2 separate regions of the Homo sapiens genome follow, and region 2 is linked to region 1. Evidence: chromatin loops called from intact Hi-C (ENCODE). Cell type or tissue: mesothelial cell of epicardium. All regions are shown on one strand.

Region 1 (5,000 bases):
CAAGGAGCCCAGCAGTATCAGCACTCAGGAGCTGGTTAGAAATGCAGACTCCCAGGCCCCACCTCAGATGGGCTGAATTAGAACCTGCATCTTAACTAGGTCCTCTGGTTCATGTGAGCAGCCTCGTGGGCTGCTCATGGGCTTCAGTAGCCTGCTCATCAGAATCATCTGGAAGATTTGTTAAACTACAGATTGCTAGAGCCCTGCCTTCACCCCCAGTATGTGATTCCAAGAGTCTGGGGGTGGCAGGTGAAGGTGCGTTTCTTTCCATTTCCCATGTGATGCAGCTGCTGTTGGTTCAGGACCACGCTTCGAGAACAGCTGCCCTACTGCTCAGACCCAGGCACACAGCTTAGTTTCCAGCCAGATCCATGGGACTGTGGGTGAATTCCTTCCTTCTTCAACAACGTTGATGCTGATTTCATGCTGTTTGTGCAACTTAGGCAGTAAAAAGTTTCCTTTCCCCCTTGTGTGTATTAGTCTGTTTTCACACTGCTGATAAAGGCATGCCCGAGACTGGGTAATTTATTAAGAAAAATAAGTTTAATGAACTCACAGTTCCAAGTGGCTGGGGAGGCCGCACAATCATGGTGGAAGGCAAAAGGCACGTCTTACATGGCAGCAGGCAAAAGGAAAATGAGAGCCAAGCAAAAGGGGTTTCCCCTTATAAAACCATCAGATCTCATGAGACTTATTCACTACAATGAGAACAATATAGGGGAAACTGCCCCGATGATTCAGTTATCTCCCACTGGGTCCCTCCATGGAGGGAGGGAATTATAGGAGCTACAATTCAAGATGAGATTTGGGTGGGGACACAACCAAACCATATCAATGGGGGTTTAAGCAGAGGTCTGAGGCCCAGAAAGGCCTTCTAGAAGAGTCAAGGTGTGAGCTGGAGGATGAAAAAGAGCTTGCCGACAGACAAGAGGAAGAGGGGCGTTCTAGACACACAGCACTGCCCAAGCCAAATGAAGCAGGCGTGAAGCCAGGCACGCCCAGGGGGTGACTCATCTGCTGTGCCCAGAGCTCAGGCCAGGTAGGAGGGAGATCCAGGGGAAGGGTAGGGCCTGGAGATCACAGAAGTTCTGCCTCCTGTTACCTGTAAGATCCCTGCTGGCATAGTACTGTGAAGGACTCAATGAAACATCCCTGAAATCCTCATGATCATCAGGGCTGGCATTCCTGTAGCGCTTACCATGTATGGGGTCTTGTCTCAGGGCCTTACCCGCATTAACATGTTTTTCTTTCTAACTTAAAAAAATAATAATTATAGACTCACAGGAGGTTGCCAAGATAGCAGAGTTCTGCACTCCCTCACCCAGCTTCCCCCAATGGTGACATCTTATGTAACTGCAGTGCAATATTAAAACCAGGCAATTCACATCAGTACAATACTGTTAACGGGACTGCAGATTTTGTTTTTGTTTTCACCCATTTTCAACATACTCATGTGTGTATCCGTGATTCTATTTACTGTTTAATCTTCACAGCAATCCTATTATCCCATTTTGCAGATGGGAAAACTGAAGCACAGACAGAATAAAGACAGAATAAAGTGACTTGTCCAAGGAGCTCGAATTCAGGGAATCTAGCTCTAAGCTACTATGCAGTGTTACTTCTCCGGCAAGTTCTGGTAACTAGTGCAAACTCGCTCATGGATCAGAGATGTTTCTGAGGGTACTCATATTTGAAAAGGACTTCTAGGTGTCAAATGTAGGTTCCAGACCCATCCCAAAGAACCGGATCCTCTTGGAAAAGCTCCCCCTGGCCGGGGCTGAGCAGGGAAGCTGGGAGAGAGGGCATGTCCGCCCAGGGCCATGGCCACAGATCCCCAGCCTTGTTGGCTCCTGGATAGTCTCTATCCCAGCTCAAAGGTGTGCCTGTCTGCCTCATCTGCTCTCAGGTTTCTGGTCTGGTGATGTTCTCGGGACTGGCCTGGGCTGCCTGCCAACACCAGAACTAGACAAAAATCTGCAGTTCTGAGCCTCAGCCCCTGCCCCTGGAGCCCTGGCAACTTCACAGAGGCCTGCTTGTGAGGCCAGGAAGCAGGAAGCTGGGCTGCTCAGCCCTCCGCCAACCTCCAGGCCCCTGGCTGCTGGGGCTGGAGGAGGGAGAGAGAAGGGGACAGACAGGACATCCAGTAAAGCTGTAACACCACCAAAAAAGGCCTCCCACACAAGCCAGCCTTGGCAGCCAGCGACCTACCAGACAAGGCCCCCCTTTCCTGCTGACTTTTATGGAGTGTTGGGCTCCTTGGAAGGGAATGTTCCCTGTGCTTAGAAATATGTGGAGATGATCTATGCATGTGGACAGGGACTGCTTAGACCCATGCACACAGCTTGGTTTCTAGCCAGATCCGTGGGACTGTGGGTGAATTCTTTCCTTCAACAGCATTGATGCTGCTATAATGCTGTCTGTGTAACTTAGGCAAGAAAAGGTTTCCTTTCATTAGAGGGGAAAACATCCAAACCATTAAAAAAAAAAAAAAGTTCATAGGAATCCATGATAGCATTGGGAGTGGTTCTGCCCAGACATGGAGCGACTGTGGTTAGGACCCAAGAAACAGCCTCATCTGTTAACCTCTCCAAGACTCAGTATCCTCAGCTGAAAAGTGTGGATTAGGCTGGAAGGATCCAGCCCAAACTATGAACCTACAGGGAGAATGGGAATAAGGGGATATAATTAAGGGGCTTTTATTTCTATTCTGTCCAGAGATTCAAAATGCAGTTGCCTCAGACAGGCCAGGCCTCAGCCATGTGTCAAGGTCATCAGTGATAAATCAATCCACCCTGGGAGGGTCAGGACACTGGAGAGGGTCTGTCCAGCCAAAAGAACATTAGAACTCAATTGTTTTAAGACACTCTGCAGGCCAAACCAAACTTGTCGACTCACTAGTTACTAGCTTTGAATTCTAAAGTCGACTCTTGTCCAGAAATCATTTCAGGAGCTCCAAAATCTCAAGATCAGGAGATCCTAGAGAAAGATTAGAAGCAACAGGCCCCTTGTGTGTGGCCCTTAAGTTAACACGTCACTGGCTCCCCAGCAGGGAACCTGGTGGGCCCTGACTTCAGGAGCCTCCCCAGGCCCACTCATCACCCACAAAACAGCACCCTTGGGGTGCTGCAGAGAGGGAGGAAAAGTGCTTAGTCAGCCCACCCCGCTGCACGTTGCCGAGTCAGTCATTTTTTTAGAGCCCTCTAGAAACCACTAGATTCCAGGTCCTAGAATATGCACTACAGGCTTCCCTTGGAGCATGAGAAGTACCTCTCTGACTCCCACCAATTGCTCCTCCATGAATGGCAGCCATCCATCCATCTGCTATCCAAGAGAACGCATACTGGGTGAAAATGTATGCACAATCAGCTGAGAGCAACATGCGAAACCAAATTATTATCTATCCCCTCCCATTCCAGGAAAGAAAGGCCTGTGATGAAAGACACAGAAACAAGAAAACCACTACACTAGTGAGAGAAAAATCAATAATCAAAGTGATAGAGGAGAAACTTGACAAACCAAAGCTAACAGAATAATTATGATTAACATTAGATGAGGCTCTGAGCTCCCTGGTGGCCAAAGCAAAAAGGGATGCTTTGTATTATATAACTCATATACAACTTGACAGCTAGAAGCTTAGCCAAAGAAAAAGAGAAAAGTTCAGTCCTGGTACGAGTTTGTCAGGCAGGTGTGTAGGTGGCGGAGGTGATAAAGTAGAGAGGTGAGAGGTACCCAGGTCAAATGCAGCCTGGTGGGCCAAGGTCAGGCCTTGGCTTATACTGAAAGAGGCATGAGGAGCCACGTGGCGGGTTATTCGCAGAGTCAAGACTTCATCTGACTCATGATTTAAAAGAGCAGCTCTGGGAGCTATGCTGGGGATGGCCCACCTGGGGAAAAGGCAGAAGGAGGGAGGAAGATTTAGAGACTACAGAAAAAAGCCAGGCAAGTCCTTAGGAGAAAATCCATTCTCCTTCCTAGGACTGACTTACAAAGCTCAGCATGTCCTGAACCTGCCTCTCCATTCAACCCAAACTCATTTCTCTTTCCCTCCCTCCAGCTACCCTGGTCTCCATCTATCTCCTGCCTTGTGGATGCTCTTTGTCACCTTGTGCATTTGCACATGTTCTTCCCCCTACTGGCATGTTCTTCTCCCCAGCCTCATCCTTTGCATCTCAGCTGAAATGTCAGTTTCCTGGAGAGCCATTTCCCAAACCCCTATCACAAGTAGAGAATTCTCGCTCCCCTAACTCTCAATTCTAGAATCTTCTGCTTCTATCTCAGCACTAGTCACAGCAGATCGTTATTGTAACACTGTACCTATGTGTTGGTTGTTGGTTTTGTCCCGTCTCTCTACCAGGATGTCTATTATTCTAGGAAGTCAAAGATAAGTCTATTCCCATTGCATTTCCTCCAGCCCCATAGCATAAGACTTGGCACAAAGTAGGTGCTTAATAAATTATGGCGAACAAATGGACCCCATGAGGCAGACACAGAATTAGCTTCAGGTTAGAAAACGGAAGCTCAGAGAGGCTCAGGCAACTTGCCCAAGGTCACCTGGTGGTAGATCTCAAGTCTGACTCCAAGGCTAGGCCCTTTGACCCTATACCCAGTTTCTCTGAACTCAAATTAGATGACCTTGCCCTGATCATGCCTCGGCAAGTCCCTGGTAGGAGGTCCTTACCACTGCATTAAACCAAGATCTTAGCGCTTTGACAAAGGGCCAACGAGAACATGAAGATGATCTGTAAAGTCCCTAGAAGACGCCAGGAGAAGCTTAGGAAATTGCAGCCGCACCTGGGTCAGATCCCAACAGAGTACAACAGCAAAGGGGCACTAGGAAATAGCCCCCACCTGGTTGGCCACACTGCCTCCACCTTTCACCACTCACAACACAAACTATTCTCCCCGAAGCGCACAGCTTTTATCTGATCAATTTTCTAGGCTGTGGAACCAAACAGTGGAATCCACAGGAAATTAAGCTTATTGACTCAGTCTTTGAACAC
Region 2 (5,000 bases), 160 kb before region 1:
TCCCCTCTAGTCTTTTGTCTAACTTCTTTGTGTATTGTTTGGAAAGAAGAAAAGTTCTAAAGATGACCTAAAAACACACGCTGAGGCCCAGGGAGGTATGTGTGTGCAGTTTTGTGTGGGTGCCTACATAATGCCAGACTTTATTTTGACGTGGCTGCTATAATTGGATTAAATAAAGTGAACATGCAAACAGTCATGAACGCATCGGTTGGGTTTAAGGAAAGCAAAAGAGAAATGCAATCTGCTTTCCCTATTGGAGATGAGATATTAATGATCTCCTTGCATCAGTCATGGAGCTACAAGTTAGCCAGAAACAGAGCTCTTCTCTCAATAAGCAAGCTGGCACCAAAGGCCTTCCCGAATGCGGATTTGCCTGGAGGAGGTTCCTGGCCAGGCTCTCGACTGATTTGCCAACTTTTGTTTAAACATTTGCTTGTTTATACATCAAAGGAGGTTTGGGTCTGATGATTAGTTCAATGTCAGAAAAGGGGAGCTAGGGAGGCAGCTCAGATGCCATCCCGGCCTCCAATAGGAGAATGCTGCCTCTGGCAGATGGGGTTCAGACCAGAGAAGAGAGAGAAACTTCTCTATACCACTTCTGACCTGGGGCTGGAATCTACCTGCCTGGCTTTCTTATATTTGAAATGATAGCTGTTTCTCTTACTATGCTTTGCCTTACTTTAAGCATAATACCCATAAATCATGGGTTGGAGTGGCTAATTTTATAAATTGTTGTCGATACATATAAGGTCAATACCTAACTTTCATCACATGCCCACTTATAAAGGGCCCAAAAGAATCTCCCATGTCCCCAGTGGACATGAGAGTTATTGAACATAAGAGTTATTGAACATTTTTGTAACATCTTAATTATGTGTATATTATCATCAAGATTCTTCTCATATCAACAACACCATCATTATCACCACTACTACCACCACCATTGTGATCATCATCAACTTAATAGGCGCAACTAACTGTCCCCAAGGGCTTTTCCATATATTAATTCTTGCAACAACTCTATGGGATTGGTATGATTATCCTCATTCCCATCTTACAGATGAGAAAACTGATACACAGGTAACTCACGTAACTTACCCAAGGTCACACACTGTGAGTGGGTATTAGAGTTGGCCCGTGAATCTTGACAGTCTGGCTCCAGAGCCTGGATTCTTAACTGCTATGCTATGTGCTTTATGTAGCATCCTATACAAGAGGCCCCTTAATATTCTGCTCTAAGCCAACTTTATTATTTTTAGAGACATGATCTCGCTTTGTCACCCAGGCTGCAATGCAGTGGTGCAAGCCTCAAACTCCTGGCCTTAAGCGATCCTCCTACATCAGCCTCCCAGGATGCTGGGATTACAGGTGTGAGCCACTGTGCCCGGCCTCTAAGCTAACTTTAAATAGCTTCAACTGTTTTCTTTCAATGTAGCCTTATTCGAAGCATAATATCCATAAGTCATGGTTGGAGCAGCTAATTTTATAAATTTGTTGATACACATAAGATCAATACCTAACTTTCATAGCATGCCCACTTATAAAGGACCCAAAAGAATCCCCCATGTCCTGGTGGCACATAAACACACTTTGCAAAATGCTGACCCTAGGAAGTAGGGGAAGGACCTACCCTCACCCATGCAAAAAGATAATTCTATTTACATTCAGCAGGATTTTCTTTCATCTGCACACCTCGAGAGCGTAAACCTGCAGGTCCTCTCAAATGCAGTCACTATGGAGTAATAAAAGAACACAGGCCTTAAAGTCAGACGGAACCAGGTTCCATCTCAGCTCTGTCGTTCACTAGCTGTAGGGCCTTGAGTAAGGTAAAGCGACTCTCAAACCTCAGCTGTATTCATTTCTGAAATGGGGTAACACCTGCTAAATGAAGGTGAAATGAGAAAATGTCCTGGAATGCGCCCAGCGTGGGGCCTTCCTGTGGCCAGTGAGGATGCTCCATCTCCCCAATACCATGATCATTATTTGAATTTTATAAAGATGGAGAAACAGAGGCATGGCCTGTCGAAGCCATTTGCTGACATCCCATGGCTGTGGTATAGAAGAGCTGGCATTTCGACCCAGGTGGCTGGACTCCAGCATCTATGCTCTGGCACTTCACACACTGTGTCCCAGGGCTAACATGGGGGCCCTGGTGACCCTGGATGAAGTGGAGAAATTAGATCAACCAGGGAAGGAAAAGTCTCAGAAAAACTCCGATTTTCACTTTCCAGCTCCCTGGAAGAGGCCTGTCCCCACACACTGAGACTTGAACAGGTTTCAGAGATTTGAAAAACTTCTCTGATGCTCCCTGAGCCAAGGCCAGGGACTTGTAGGGATGTTTCCAAATACCTGATTATTCAGGCTGAGAGTAAACATGCGGCCACCTGCTTCTGCAAGCCCTGCTGAGGCTGCCTGGGAAAATGACAATTGTGCTACCTGTCTTGCAATGTATCTAGTGACTTTACTTTTGGAGGAAAGCAAGGAGAAACAGTGAACACAACCCTCCCCTTCATTTAATAACAGAAACAATCAGGACCAATTTGGCAGCTATTAGAATACTAGTTTGCCTTTATGCCATCTCTTCACAGTGGGAGCCAGAAGTCCAAATTGGCTGCTAAAGGTTGGAGATGAAGACAGAAGGTCAACATTGCTATTAGGAGCTACGTGGAATTAAAAACCGAGGCACCCCGTGGCCTATTCTGTATTTCACTGCTTGCCTTTGTTCATCCCCATCTCTCTGTCTTTCAAGATCTCTGCCTCTGTCACCTCCTCTTTTACCAGGGCTGGTCTGGACACATGAAATACCAGAATGGGAAGGGAATTTGGAGACTTTCTCATGCAACCCCCTTGTTTTTCAAAGGGAGAAAATGAAGTCAAGAGAAGCAGAGTAGCTGCCTCAAAGTCACCAGTGCATTGGAAGAAAGCAGGCCTAGAACACAGAGAGGCTTCATCACGTGAGAATTATGAGCTTGGACTCTGTGAACACTCACTTGGGTGTGAGTCCTCCCCGCTGCCCTAGTGCTGTGAGTTTGAGCAAGTAACTTCATCTTTTTGAGTCTCAGTTCCCTTATCTATAAAAGGAGGCTAATATATTGCCAATAATCCCCACCCAGTGCCAGAAAATTAAACATACACACAGAAAAACAGAACTAATAGAGAGTCTGGGCCTGATGATATAATTTGCACAGCTTGATTTAGCCATACCTGAAGTCAGCCCTAATGTTTTAGTTACCTGATCTGGTAATGTTCTTTACCCTTAAGCTAGTTTGAGCTGGGTTTCTGTCATTTCCCACCAAAAGAGTTCTCCCTAACACATCACCAGTGAAAGAACTTGAGCAAGCCACGCCCAGCTCTGGTCACTTGGGAGGGACCATGGATGATGGGCTATAGGTAGGCTTATTCGTGCAGCAGGTGAGGCCACAGCTAACAAAGAGGGAAGTGGCCAGTGAATGGGACATTGGCTTGTTTTACTATTAAATTAATGCTGAATCACTGCCCTAACTTCCGGTAAATGAGAAAATCCCAGCTGGGGACTCACACGCAAGAGTTGGAAGTTGTGAGCTATTCTGTCAAGAGGCCTTTGGGTTTTAGGGTCTTGGAGGGAGGTGTAAGAAGCATTTCCTCAGCCTGAGACTTCTTTATGTTGTCCCAAGACATCTGGGTACCACCTGTCAATTACGGATGCACATCAATTATACAAAATGTACTCAGGCACCTAGAGGCAAAATTCAGGCCCATTCTCCATCTATTTCTTTCTCCTACCAGCAACAATTTAGTTCTATGCTTATCATAACAATGACATAATCATCACCATCACCATCATCATAAACATTTACTATGCCAAATGCTGTATATGCAGCATCTCATTTAATCTTCTCAATGAATAAATGAGTATAGGTCTATTAATATTTTCAAATATTATGAAACCAGTTCAGAGAGGTTAAGTCACTCGTCCAATGCAACACAGCTAGAACACAGTAGATCAGAATTCCAAACCAGAAGGTGTAACCTCACAGTCCCTGTTTTTAACTTGTGCTATACTCAGTTCCTAGCACAGTGCCTGACAAATAGTGCTCAGAGAATAAATCCTGACTAGGCTGAAATAGTTAATACTAGGGTGGATGTAATTCACACACAAGTTGATACATTTACAATGGGCTCCTTTCTCGAGACACAACTTTGCACAAATCACCTATTAGCTGCTACCTGGAGAAGAAGAAGGGTTTTTCCTTCTCTACCTGAGGGCGAGGAATACCAATGTCTGAGCCACTTCTGACAATTAACCACCTCCATGGAATCCTTGCCCAGCCCCACTTTGCTCCTGCAGCTATGGGGCCAGAAAAACTTGGGTTCAAATTCTAGCATTTAACCAGCTGTGTGATCTTCAGAAAAATCAGGTAAACTCCAGAAGCTTGACAAATGGGGAGAATAATTCTTACAGCTGCATTGAGTGGCTGTGAAAACAAATATGGATCCTATACAAAAAGGGCCCACTTAGTAGGAACACAATACACAGTGGCCATGATTCTTCTTACTCATCCAGCCAGGCCTCTGTACTCTTAGTGGCCTGAGCGTAGTAAACTAATCTGTGCTAATTTACAGAGCATCTTCAAGTTCGGGTGTTGCAGAAAGAGGCCTCCTTTTTAATGTAAAGAAGGTAGGCTGTGAGTAGGGGCAGGAACAATCCATAAATAGCAGAATGAAATCAAAGTTTCAATTTAGAAAAATGATACAACACAAGGATTCTAGGGTTACTTTTTTTTTTTTTTCTATTTTGAGATGGAGTCTCCCTCTGTCACCCAGGCTGGAGTGCAGTGGTACAATCTCCACTCACTGCAACCTCCGACTCCCAGGATCAAGCGATTCTCCTGCCTCAGCCTCCCAAGTAGCTGGGATTATAGGTGTGCACCACCACACCCGGCTAATTTTTGTATTTTTAGTAGAAATGGGGTTTTACCATGTTGGCCAGGCTGGCCTCGAACTCCAGACCTCAGGTGATC

What was found. Peaks named below come from ENCODE experiments on the same cell type or tissue, not always from the same donor. Only the 100,000 strongest peaks of a DNase experiment are listed, where the experiment ranks them.
Region 2: a loop joins it to region 1, with 9 times the contacts of the local background. A loop is called at or near these places in 1 of 110 quality-filtered maps.

What each region holds. Positions count from the first base shown.
Region 1 is chr16:17,311,212-17,316,211 of GRCh38, forward strand. All of the region lies in intron 2 of XYLT1 (xylosyltransferase 1), which reads right to left. Among named protein-coding and RNA genes, the nearest start is that of XYLT1, 160 kb to the right of the region's middle. In mesothelial cell of epicardium, no CTCF peak of the experiment used is centred here; a DNase peak (open chromatin) is centred at 2,070.
Region 2 is chr16:17,152,190-17,157,189 of GRCh38, forward strand. The region is part of intron 6 of XYLT1 (xylosyltransferase 1); the gene reads right to left. Among named protein-coding and RNA genes, the nearest start is that of XYLT1, 320 kb to the right of the region's middle. In mesothelial cell of epicardium, no CTCF peak of the experiment used is centred here; no DNase peak of the experiment used is centred here.